2 separate regions of the Homo sapiens genome follow, and region 2 is linked to region 1. Evidence: read pairs that join two places in POLR2A ChIA-PET (ENCODE). Cell type or tissue: PC-9. All regions are shown on one strand. Region 1 holds the start of OR5AC2 (olfactory receptor family 5 subfamily AC member 2). Region 2 overlaps GABRR3 (gamma-aminobutyric acid type A receptor subunit rho3).

Region 1 (4,000 bases):
CAAAGAACCCCATCAAAAAGTGGGCAAAGGATATGAACAGACACTTCTCAAAAGAAGATATTTATGTAGCCAACAGACAATGAAAAAATGCTCATCATCACTGGTCATCAGAGAAATGCAAATCAAAACCACAATGAGATACCATCTCACACCAGTTAGAATGGCGATCATTAAAAAGTCAGGAAACCACAGAAGCTGGAGGGGATGTGCAGAAATAGGAATGCTTTTAAATCGTTGGTGAGAGTGTAAATTAGTTCAACCATTGTGGAAAACAGTGTGGCGATTCCTCAATGATCTAGAACTAGAAATACCATTTGACCCAGAGATCCTATTACTGCCCAAAGGATTATAAATCATGCTACTATAAAGACACATGCACTCATATGTTTATTGCGGCACTATTCACAATAGCAAAGACTTGGAACCCACCCAAATGTTCATCAATGATAGACTGGATTAAGAAAATGTGGCAGATATACACCATGGAATACTATGCAGCCATAAAAAATGATGAGTTCATGTCCTTTGCAGGGATATGAATGAAGCTAGAAACCATCATTCTAAGCAAAAACTATCACAAGGACAGAAAACAGAACACCACATGTTCTCATTCATAGGTGGGAGGTGAACAATGAGAACACATGGACACAGGGCAGAGAGCATCACACACCAGGGCCTGTTGGGGGATAGGGAGCTGGGGGAGGGATAGCATTAGGAAAAATACCTAATGTAAATGACGAGTTGATGAGTGCAGCAAACCAACATGGCACATGTATACCTGTGTAACAAACCTGCACATTGTGCACATGTACCCTAGAACTTAAAGTATAATAAAAAAAATTTTTAAAAGGAGTACATTCAGTTGTGTAGTTTTTAAAAAAGCCATTTGTTAGTGGAGATCCATAGGAATGAAACTGTACACCTATACAAATGAATTAACATTTTAAATTTATATTCCTAAGTCAAATAATCAATACATTTAAGATATAGAATATGTCTACATATTAGATTAATATTTTGGTGTATCTGTTGGAATTACAGGCAAAAAAGCTAACTAAAAATAACTTTTAAAATTCTTCAACAAGAGCACACTTTGTTAAATTAAGTTTAGCCTAAGGCTGCCTCCTTATATATTTTATGCCTAAAACTTTGTCTGTACAAACCTAAACAGAATTGTTAACAAACTGTAACCTGCTCTTGTACCAGTCACCGAGTTTTGGCTAAAGGTGGCCACCTGTTCAAACCATGTTCAAATAAGAAAAACGTGGAGCTGTAACCAATCTGGCTCTTTCTGTATCTCATTTTTGTTTTCTGTATGTCACTTTCCTTTTTCTGTCCACAAATCTTCCACCATGTAGCTGCCGTGGAGTCTCTGAGCCTACTCTGGCTGGGAAACTGCCCAATTGGCAAATTGTTCTCTGCTCAATTAAACTTTTTAAAATTTTATTCAGCTAAAATTTTTCTTTAACAAGTTTCACTCCTGTTGCAACAACTTAAATTTTAATTTTCATTTCCTATTAATTCTTTCTTCCTAAATATAATGCTTGAAAAAACAGCTTGCTCAAAGAACATGATTCATACTTTGCAAAAGGAAATATGTGTCAGTTCCATTTTGCTAAAATAGCTGATACATATATTAACGTAGGTCTGTCACTGAAAAGAAGTAAGTTGTGGGAGGCCGAGGCAGCAGGATTACCTGAGGTCAGGAGTTCAAGACCAGCCCGGCCAGTGTGGTGAAATCCTGTCTCTATTAAAAACACAAAAATTAGCCCGCCTGGTGGCATATGCCTGTAATTCTAGCTACTCAGTAGGCTGAGGCGGGAGAATAGCTTGAACCTGAGAGGCAGAGGTTGCAGTGAGTCGAGACTGCACCACTGCACTCCAGCCTGGACAACAGAGACTCTGTCTCAAACAAAAAAAAAAAAAAAAAAAAAAAGGAAGTAAATTGGTGGCTGACACCAAGAGAACCTGATCTCACCTTTAAAAGAATCTACCAGCTCAATTTTACACCAATATCCATACATATTTGACCTGTTTCTTATCCTTGTCTTCTGCCTCTTGGAGTATAGCAATGCAATCTCTATGCAAATTTTTTTATCATGCTTATAATTGCAAACAAAATATTCCTGTAAATAGAGTATAGAAGATCTGTACTGTTTGAGAAGGCTATATCCTGAGATATTTTCTAACCTGCATATTATTGAATGCAATTGTATTATATAATGCCTTATATTAAAGCTAGTATATCGACTTTAGATATGGAAAGTTTTAAATTTTGATGGTCCATTGTTCAAGACAAGCTTTTAAAAATTTTTGTCATTAAGATATACCAGAAATTAAAAATTAAAAAATACACCATTTTTTAAACTCTTAATTTTTATTACTATTTCTCACTTTTATTTCTAGAACACTTTTTCTGCAAGACTCTGAGTTTTTATCATTTTATTCTTGTATGGTAGGGTATCACAGAGCCTAGTGCAGTAAACTAGGTTTGTGAACTAAATGGCTCTTATATAACAGTTTCAATTATTGTCGGTTATTCAATGGAATTTAGATGTAGGGTCCCTGGAAAATAATAAATTTTCAAGATTAAATGTTCAGAAAACAAGGAAGTAAAATGTTTTTAAAGAAATCAACCATGGTTGATGTAAAGACACTTCAACTGGACCCAAATCCAAGTAAACATTGTACAAAGCTGGGTTTCTTCACGTAGTGCTCAGTGACCACCCTGACCACTAGCCCTCTGATGAAATGGCAGAGCCATGGCTAACCACAAGACTTGTTGACTTATTTATGCAAAGGGTGAAAAAATAAATGATTTGACATTTCCCTTTGGAACTGTTTACTTCCTTATAACTCTTCTCAATGCATGCATGACTTTTTTATTTCTCAAGCTGTAAATAAATGGGTTTAGCAGGGGAATTATAATCGTGTAAAACAGAGAATACACTTTGTCTTGGTCTTCAGCTAAGCCAGATGCAGGACGCACATACATGAAGATCAGAGTTCCGTAGTACAATGAGACAGAAAGCAGATGGGCGCCGCATGTGGAGAAGGCTTTGCTTCTGCCCTTTTCAGACTTTTTTTTCAGAATATCAAAGAGCACACGAGTATAAGAGATTATGATAGTCATTAAAGTGGGTATTTGTATAAAAGCACCAAAAATAAATATCATTAGTGCGTTAATAGATGGACCATTGCATGAAATTTTGAACAGTTGTAAAATTTCACAGTAGAAATAATGTATTATGTTAAACCTGCAGAAAGTTAGTCGCAATAGTAAACTCACATGAACCAGAGGATGCAGGAAACCAATTACATATGAAATACTTAGCAACTGAGCGCTGAGTTTGTTGGACATCATCACTGGATAAAGCAAGGGATTACATATGGCTACATAGCGGTCATAGGCCATCATCACCAGGAGGAAGCATTCTGTAGTTGCACTGGAAGCAAAAAAGTAAAACTGGGTGATGCACTCAGCTAGGGATATCATTGCAGTCTTGTCTAAGAAATTGACCAGCATCCTAGGGGTTATAGAGGTTGAAGTACAAGCATCTGAAAAGGCTAAACCACCAAGGAATAAGTACATGGGCATATGAAGATGGGGGTCGTTCCAAATTAGAACTATCAGTCCAAGGTTGCCCACCATGGTGATGAGATAGACCACCAAAAACACAACAAAGAAGAGGACGTGCAGCCATGGTCGATCTGTAAGTCCTGTGAGAACAAACTCTGTCACAAGAGTCTTATTTCCCTCTGATATATCCATACTCGTCACTGTAATAAGAAAACATGTTACAAAGACAATCACTAAAGATAACACAAAGCGGTAGCATTTTATTATATTTATACCTTTGAGTTTCCCATTTAATTAACAGTTTTTAAAGTCTAACTTACATCCATTAGTAAAATCTGTTTACAAAGTGTGTGTTTAGGTATTTGACACTAAAATTGGAAAATACTGAAATGAATGCATATATTTGAGGTGTAGGGGAGG
Region 2 (4,000 bases), 58 kb after region 1:
CACTGGAGATTGCATAAACCATCACACTGGTCCAGAAGTAGCCACTTAGAATGAAACCCAGGCATTTTCCCTGAGTGAACAGAGTAACACAGCCAGCCAATTTCTGAGCTGTCATTCAAGCACTCTGTCATGCAGATTTTAGGGCATTTGACCAAAATACAGTAATTACTGTATAGAGTCATTTTTAGAGTAAGAGGCCCAGGAGTCTTCCTACCTTAGTATGTGAATAGATACTGTGAGGTTCTTTGCCCAGCACCCGACCTGATTATCAGCCAATAATTAAGTAATGAATGAATTAATGAATAATCCACTCTTCTATAATGCAAAAGAACTAATAGAGTGAACATGAAAGGAAGACATGATCTTTGAAAATTATAAGGGGGATTTATATATGCATTGTTTGGGGCCAGTTTTTATACAATAAGGCTCTTAAATGTTTTGCTTTTAGTTGTTTTCATTCAGAATATAACCTCACTTTTTAATCCAGAGATTCCCTTCTTTCAAAACCTAAAGACTTTAAAAAAATATGTATTCAAACATATCTTTTGTTTCCTAAAAACAAAGTAGGGAGAGGTGTGAATAAAGTAAGTTATGGCAGGTGGAAAATGTTCCCCTTTTACCTAGAGAAGAAATTTTACTCCTGGATGATGCAAAGAGGATTAAGCAAATAGACTCACTGAATATTTATTCATTCTTTCAACAATTACACTGAGTGATATTTACATGCAAGTGCTGGGTTGGGGCTAAAAATGCTATAAGAGCAACGTATTGACTCTGGCCTTGAAAATAATCAGCAGAGTGCTGGAGTCTGCTCAGTCTGGCTTGCAACAGCCAATCATTTTCAGGAAATTTATCAGCTGGCTGTTAAAAGCACACATTATTAAAAAATAAATTATATAAGCCTGCAATTAAATTAAATACTTTCTAAAATAAAGGTAGCAAATACTTAAAACTCACCACTTCCCAATGATTTCTCCACACTTTATCATCTGTTGCTCTTGAGGTTATTTAGGTCTATTGTAACTGTATTGTAGAAATACTACAGTATACCATTACTATACTATACTATACTATACTATACTATACTATACTATACTATACTATACTATACTATGTGCTAGACACATCTCTGCCATGCATGTTGTTGGTAGCCTGAAATCAGCCATGGTGGAAGTATTTACACCATGGAAATAAAACACTACTATAAACTGGGGCTTTTTTTCCTAAAGAGTCACTTGTTAAACATTACCCTGAACCTAATGTAAAAGCCAGTAGGTTCTCAGGCATGGCAAATCCAATGCTACTGCAAGCAAGACAGAAGAGAGTGGCAGAGACTACAACTACAAGGTATATGCTCCTCTGAGGGAAACTGGCTGGTCAGGTTCAGCCTTCTCTTGTTTTTGTTTGTTTTTTAATTTTTAACTTTTTTTTTTCTGAAACAAGGTCTTGTTCTCTTGCCCAGGCTGGAGTGCGGTGGTCCAATCATAGTTCACTATAACCTCAAACACCTGTGCTCAAGTGGTCCTCCCACCTCAACCTCCCAAGTAGCTGGGACAACAGGCGTGTGCCACTACACCTGGCTTTTATATTTTTTTGGTAGAGATTGGGTCTGTCTATGTTGCCCAGGCTGGACTCAAACTCCTGGCCTCAAATGATCCTCCAGCCTTGGCCTCCCAAAGTGCTGGGATTATAGGCATGAGCCACCGTGCCCACAGCCTTCTCTTGTTATAAGAGAACTTGAGCCTCGTGTGGCCAGATTTTCTGATTTTTTTCAAAAGAAGCAAGAAATCCAAGCTTTTCTCTGAATTTTTCCAAGTTAATGTACCACGTGAACCATTTTTTAAAAATGTCTGCAGACTAGCTGCTAATCTGGTCTAATTTCCTCATTTCACAGATGAGGAAACTGAGGCCTCCTCACTGAGCTTGTGATCTGACAGAGACCCAAGTGAGATGTGGGAACTGTCGTGTTTCAAGTGAAGCATTCTCTCTGGCTGGCTTTTCCACAGAAATGTTCATCTGCCTAGATTTTTTCCTTTACAAGAGACAGGCTATTGAAAAAGTCAGGTATGTATTTCCAGAGTTCAGAAGTTAGGAGTTCAATCAGAGCCATAAGATTCACTACATCTGATGTACCACGTTTTCTCTAAGACTTTTCAAAAACATCCAGAGCCTGGAAATAAAGATTGGATCAAGAATTATGAAGGTTTTCTTCGTGATGAAAAATTGGACCAATTGATTTTCCCACTACTTTACCTTATTCCTTGGATTTGCATCCATGTATATAGCCTAATAGAACATTTTTGCTTCATTTTGTATTTTTCTAAAGAAAAATAATAAGCCTACAAAAAGTTTTTAAAATTTTGCCTACATTATTTGGAACAGTTAGCTGAGTTTCAGTGTGCACTGGTTCACAGTAAAGCTTGACTGAGAAAAACGTCCATGTTATCAAGAGGCCATGCTTCTAGAATGACAAGGAGAATGGAGTGATAAGGTGGAGAGTTTTGACCAGATTCTTATTTGGAAAGGATTATAAATGGCAAGTTCAATTTTTTCTAGATAATTTATGATACAAATAACAATAGCAATAATGGATTTTTATGTGGAAAAAGATACCTAGAATCCAGTTATGCTTTTGTTTTTCCAAGCTCACGTCTAATCCTGATTCATGAAACTACATGATTTTTCCATGTTTAAAATCATAGCATAGAAACCATTTTGTATTTTCTTCACTTAAGCATTTCTCACATTGCTTCATAGACACCATAATGGTATTTTAATCACTCCATATTATTAATTTGAATTAAAGGACAAGAATTATCTCCTTTGTTTCTGAACATTTATTTTCAAGTTTGCACTATTATAAGTAACAGCAATAAATGTTTTCACACATTTTATTTTTTTCTTTACCGAGAAAATTATGATTTTTCTGGAATTGTATAATTGAGTAAAGCACATGAAATATTTTTATAGTTCTTGAGATGAATTTCTAGGGGAGTTTACCAATATTTATACTCCCACCTGCAAAATGAAAAGGATTTAATCATATCCTTTTTTTTTTTTTTTCCAAGACAGTCTCACTCTGTCACCCAGGCTGGAGTGCAGTGACACGATCTCGGCTCACTGCCACCTCTGCCTCCCAGGTTCAAGTGATTCTCCTGCCTCGGCCTCCTGAGTAGATGAAATTACAGGCTCCCACCACCACACCTGGCTAATTTTTGTATTTTTAGTAGAGATGGGGTTTACCATGTTGGCCAGTCTGGTCTCGAACTCCTGACCTCAAGTGATCCGCCCGCCTTCGCCTCCCAAAGTGCTGGGATTACAGGTGTGAGCCATCGCACCTGGCCTCATCATATCCTTCACAGCATGGGGCACTAACATTATTTTTTGTCTTTTGCTAATTTAATAGATATAAAATGACAGTTATGGCTTCAATTGGTATCACACTCTTGACCCCCTCAATTAAATACTTTTAAATTTGCTTATTAATTATGTCCTCCCTTGGGTAACTAGTCTCTTCGTGTCAGACCTAGTTCTTTTCAAATTCTGATTCTAGTTAACTCATCAAATATGTAGGCCTCCAGGCTCCAGGGAAAGCAGTTTTATAAGGCAGCCAACCGAGTGTGTGTGACTCAAGTCAGATGATTTTTTATCATTCCACTTATAAAACTCCAATGCCGCAGAATGAGTTAGGTGCATTTCCTTTTCCTCAATCAGTTCTAGTTTTTAATCCTTTGACTACTATGTCCTCCTCAAAGACCCTCTTAGTCCCCCTGAGACCACTCAGAATCAAGCCTTTCCCTCCTCCCAGACCTCTGCTTTCTTTGTCACACAATTACAGTAGAGTTTCTGACACTGAGAAGAGGGAGCATAGAAATATGTTTTCTTTGTGTGACCCAGGAAGGAAGAGGCCCCAATTCAAAGAGAAAAACCACACCTATTACCAAGACTCACGCCTACTGTTTCTCAATCTTCATAATACTTTGTGGGAAAGGACAAAAAT

The links. ChIA-PET counts read pairs that join two places held together with the same protein. Peaks named below come from ENCODE experiments on the same cell type or tissue, not always from the same donor. Only the 100,000 strongest peaks of a DNase experiment are listed, where the experiment ranks them.
Region 2: POLR2A ChIA-PET joins it to region 1 with 17 read pairs; 2 of 35 experiments call an interaction of 5 or more read pairs at or near these places.

The regions. Positions count from the first base shown.
Region 1 is chr3:98,086,945-98,090,944 of GRCh38, reverse strand. It overlaps OR5AC2 (olfactory receptor family 5 subfamily AC member 2), which reads right to left and starts at 3,772. Exons shown (of 1, transcript NM_054106.1): 1 at 2,843-3,772. The coding sequence starts at 3,772. The coding sequence ends at 2,843. In PC-9, no CTCF peak of the experiment used is centred here; no DNase peak of the experiment used is centred here.
Region 2 is chr3:98,029,178-98,033,177 of GRCh38, reverse strand. The region is part of intron 2 of GABRR3 (gamma-aminobutyric acid type A receptor subunit rho3); the gene reads left to right. Among named protein-coding and RNA genes, the nearest start is that of GABRR3, 4.1 kb to the left of the region's middle. In PC-9, no CTCF peak of the experiment used is centred here; no DNase peak of the experiment used is centred here.